Linked DNA regions of Homo sapiens: region 1 is linked to region 2. A link is an interaction called in ENCODE POLR2A ChIA-PET data of the cell type or tissue named here. Cell type or tissue: PC-3. All regions are shown on one strand.

Evidence for each region. ChIA-PET counts read pairs that join two places held together with the same protein. Peaks named below come from ENCODE experiments on the same cell type or tissue, not always from the same donor. Only the 100,000 strongest peaks of a DNase experiment are listed, where the experiment ranks them.
Region 1: POLR2A ChIA-PET joins it to region 2 with 6 read pairs; 4 of 35 experiments call an interaction of 5 or more read pairs at or near these places.

The regions. Positions count from the first base shown.
Region 1 is chrX:16,466,243-16,468,742 of GRCh38, forward strand. No RefSeq gene overlaps it. Among named protein-coding and RNA genes, the nearest start is that of MIR548AM, 160 kb to the right of the region's middle. In PC-3, no CTCF peak of the experiment used is centred here; DNase peaks (open chromatin) are centred at 599 and 999; H3K4me3 peaks cover 334 bases; H3K27ac peaks cover 2,500 bases.
Region 2 is chrX:16,608,672-16,611,171 of GRCh38, forward strand. It overlaps CTPS2 (CTP synthase 2), which reads right to left. Exons shown (of 19, transcript NM_175859.3): 17 at 870-1,014. Among named protein-coding and RNA genes, the nearest start is that of MIR548AM, 17 kb to the right of the region's middle. In PC-3, no CTCF peak of the experiment used is centred here; a DNase peak (open chromatin) is centred at 1,560; H3K4me3 peaks cover 680 bases; H3K27ac peaks cover 2,500 bases.

The DNA.
Region 1 (2,500 bases), 140 kb before region 2:
GTGGCTCACACCTGTAATCCCAGTACTTTGGGAGGCCAAGGCAGAAGGATTGCTTGAGTCCAGGAGTTCAAGACCAGCCTGGGCAACATAGGGAGACCCCCTCCGCCCCCCACCGCCCCATCTCTACAAAAAAATTTAAAAACTAGCTGGGCATGGTGGTGTGTGCCTGTAGTCCTATCTACTCAGGAGACAGGCAGAAGGATAGCTTGAGCTCGAAACGTCGAGGCTGCAGTGAGCAGTGATTGCTCCGCTGCACTCCAGCCTGGGTGACAGAGTAAGACCCTGTCTCAGAAAAAAAAAAAAGAAAAAAAACCCCTCCAAATTCCATCATATCACAACTATATTCCTTGCATTTATCCTCTCATTTATTCATTCAACAAACATTATCAAGCACTTACTCAGTGCCAGACAGTGTTCTCGACCCTGGGATACAGCAGCGAGTGAGACAAACCAAAATCTCTGCCCTCCTGAGGCTTACATACTAGTGAAAAAGAAATAAACAACAATACACAGCATACTAGGTAGTGATAAGAGCTAAGGAGCTCAAAGAATGCAATGAGTCAGGTCAATCAAACTTCATTTGCGGCTCTCAAAATAGCTCAGGGCAGTTTCCCTCCTTGTAGTGATTCAGAGACAGGCTCCTTCCATCTCATGGCTCCACCTTCCCAGGGACTGGGAGTCCTCTAAAGATTGTCAGTAGATGAGGAAAGTGAGGGAGAAGGTACACTTGCTTCTCAGTCACCTCCAACCAAGAGTGATACACAACCCTTCCACTCACAGGCCATGGCAATAAAATGTTATGTAGCCCCATTGCTTTGTAAAGCAATCTGGGGAACGTAGCCCCAACTATAGTGCTATGCTAGAAAGAACAGCAGAATCTTTGGTAGGCAGCCGTTTTTCTCTGCTACAGTCTCATTGATCTATTCCATCCCTGACTGTTCTACCTGCTGGCCCAGGCTTTGGCCCAGGCACAGTCATGCCAAGGGGAACAAATATCTCCCATCCGGATATCTGTAATCTCATTGTAAAAATTTCAATCCTTTTTGTGAGTCATTTCCTTGGTTTTTTTTTTAAATCACCTGTAGGGGCGACATATGGAGTTCTCAATCCTCAGAGAAGTTTATTAGATTTAATTTTTCATTCCTTGAGATAAGAAATCACCAGCTTACCTGGTAACTCAATGAGCTTTAATTGGGGACTGCAAGGGAGGTGGAGCGGGTATGTGCTGATGATAGCCACTCACAGCTTTGCTAAGGGTGAGTGTTTGGGGTCTCCATCACAAACTTTACTCCAGGCATCATCCTATCTACTTATCCACAGCCACTCTCCCAAGTCAAAGAAACACTTTGCAAATGCATATTCACTGCACATGGTCCTTCTCCAAGAGAAAAGAATGGCCCCCAGTTAATCGTACAGGCAGCTAAATGTCAGGAGCAATCACTGAGATGAGAGTGGCTCATCAAAGCAAGTCAGGAAAGAGGAGTCTTATTTAAAAGCTAAATGGGGTTCTGAAAGACAGACCCTGAGAAGAGCGATTTCTGGGCTGATTTCACTTTAATGCAAAGATCCACTCTCTGCTCTAACTCTCTATGATTATTTTATACAAATTGCATTACATCAATTCCTTGGGAAATACAGATGTAAGCTGCATTTCCATTTCCTAGAATTGAAAATGACTTCGGAGGGGCTCAATTGGAATTTTTTTAATCTTCTTTAAACATTCATATGTTCTGGAGGCAATAGATGCGAATACAGAGACACATTGCCTTGGTTGACAGTTTCAAAGTCTGTAACATCAGCCTGTAACCTTCTATGCTAAAGAAATCTGTTCGCCCAAGGAAGTTTAACAACTTCCCCTTGGAAAGGTAAATCATCAGCATATTTCTATAAAAGTGAATTAATTTGATACCACAAGGAAAAAATGCCACCCTGGGTTTTTAATTAGTTATCACATCTGTTCCGATTCTGAATTTAAAACTGAATGTTTAGTGTCAGTACACAATGTCACGGTCACTTTAACTCAGGAGAGTTAAAAATTTGCTATCTCTATGACGTTAGAACTGAGCACTGCAAGAACCGTACTCTCATCCCAATCCTGCTCTTTAAAGCCACAGACAGAAACATCTTTGAATGAGTGTATTCATTTTCTAGGTCTGCTATAACAAAGTACCGCAAATTTGGTGGATTTAAGCAACAGAAATTTTTTCTCTCCCAGTTCTGCACGTCAGAAGTCCAAAATCAAGGTGTTGTCAGAGCCATACTCCCTCCCAAGTCTGTAGGGAGGATCCTTCCTTGCCTCTTCCAGTTTCTGGTCACCCTAGGCATTCCTTGGCTTGTGTCAGTATCACTCCAATCTCTGCCCTATCTCCACGTGGTCATTTCTTCACCGTGTGTCTTCTGTCTTCACATGGTGTTTTTCTCTTCTTATAAAGACATCAGTCGCATTGAATTAGGGCTCACCCTAATGACCCATTTTACCTTGATTACATCTGCAAAGACT
Region 2 (2,500 bases):
GGATCGATAAGGTCCTGATTTATAATAATGCTATGAAAATGAAAAGGATGGCAAAGGTTCAGGTGTAAGAGATAAAATCATCAATGGAACAAAATAGAAATCCCTGAAACAAAGTCAAATTACTCAACTCGTTGACAATTTGGCAGGGAAGTAGGGAGCCAAATCCCAACCTCACAGGTTTCACTGAAAATAAAATCCATATAGATTATAGATTTAAACTATGAAATTGAAACCAGAAAAATGCTAGAGGAAAACACAGGGGTTATTATTTATATAATCTTTCCATAAGGAAAGATGTTAGGCATGAGAGTAAAGGCAGAAGCCACAAAAGTAAAATATTTGACTACATACATTTTTAAAAAACATAAAAAAGGACTAAACTCTTTAGGGAGAACAAAACTACCATTAACAATTTAGAAGGAAAGCAAAATCACTTTGAAAAATATTTGCAGCCTAACAAAGGATTAATGACCTTTATACATAAAGAGCTTACCAATCAGTAAGGAAAATAATACAATACCAAAATGAAGAAAAGATATGAACAAACTATTCATAAAACAAACAGCCAATAAACATATAAAAATTCATATATATTAATCAAAGAATCAACAAAAGACAATCTTTTCACTTATCAAAATGAAAAAAATTTCTAAAATAATACCCAGTGTCATCACGATTTGGAAAGCTGACACATTACTACCGTAGGTGTGATTAAATCATTTTCACAAAGAGAAGAAAATTATGTTTAAGAGAAAAAAACTGATTCTTCACATTTAAAAATTCTATAGTGGTATTAATTTTTGTAAGAAACCCTAAGATATTAATAACTATGCATCTTGGTTTATTGCTAAGAGCAGTAAGCTGGTTACCTGGAAGACAGTTTGCAACCCTGTTGCAAGTAGGCATTCAGGTTCCCAGTTGCTGCAAGTAACAGCCCCAGATACGGAGGGGAAGGCTTCATCGGCCTAGAAGAAAACTCAGGATGGAACTGGACACCAACAAAATAAGGATGATCTGAAATGAGAACAATCACGATGCGATTAAAGCAGACAAACAGGAGAACTGCTTTAAAGATCTTCTTATCTTTGAATATGAAAACTCATTAAATGGTAAGATGATTCTTTAACCTGTTATCATTACAGCCAGTTACTTTCACTATCCATCCATTCCTTCGTGGAATTTCAAATTGTAAAACACATCTTGGAAATTTTATGTGCGGAAGGTGTCAGAGTGAGCAAAGTCAAGCAAAAATTTTTGAATGGCAAGAAGAATTCCACTTTCCCCAAATCTGCCTGCTTTTTGAAGGCACTTTGTAGATTTATGTTGGTTCAATTTCCCTTGGACTTTAGGCTAACCCTGGGTCTTTCTTTCTTTAGGTGGCTTCAGGCCATTTCCTGCAAGGTCTTCTCCTTTCCCAGGGTAAGTGTCCCCTGGGATAAACCAGCACAATATCAACCCATTGGGCTACCCTTGGGAACCCAACGAGGACAATTGCTTTTCTAGTCACAGCTTTAAGTTGGGTATTACTCATAGCACCACAAAACTGAGCATTTTTTGAACAAAGTGATTCAGAGCAATGATCCATTCATTCAAATATCCTGTCCCTGGCTATGACTCAAACTAAAGATAATAAAATATAATAAGTTTAAGAGGGGGAAGTAAATATAACTTTAAAGCTTTCAATGAGGTGCTTTATCAAATGATCTAAAATCTAGTATGGAATTCAAAATCACAAATTCCCATCACTTACCAGCAAAGATCCAAAGCTACTACTACAGTAATAAGGAAATGATGATTGAATGCAAATGTCTACTTTCTTAAGGTAATCATTTAAAGCCCTGCTAGAACAGCTATTATTAAAAAAGTCAAAAAACAGCAGATGCTGGCAAGGCTGTGGAGAAAAGAAAACATACTGTTGGTGGGAATGTAAGTTATTTCAGCCACTGTGGAAAGCAGTTTGGAGATTTCTCAAAGAACTTAAACCAGAATTACCATTCAACTCAGTAATCCCATTACTGGGTATATACCCAAAGGAAAATAAATCATTCTACAAAAAAGACACATGCACTTACATGTTCATGGCAGCAGTATTCACAATAGCAAAGCCATGGAATCAACTAGATGCCTATCAATGGTGGAATGGATAAAGAAAATGTGGCACATATATACCATGGAATAGTATGCAGCCATAAAAACGAAACCATGTCCTTTGCAGCAACATGGATGCAGCTGGGGGCCATTATTCTAAACGAATTAACACGGAAACAGAAAACCAAATACTGCATGTTCTCACTTATAAATGGGAGCTAAACATTGGGTACTTATGGACATAAAGATGGGAACAATAGACACTGGGAACTACCAGAGGGAGGAAGGAAAGGGGAGTGCAAGAGTTGAAAAACTATCTGTTGGGTACTCTAGTCAGTACTTGGGTGATGGGATCCATACCCTAAACCTTAGCATCACACAATATAACCATGTAACAAATCTGCACGTGGGC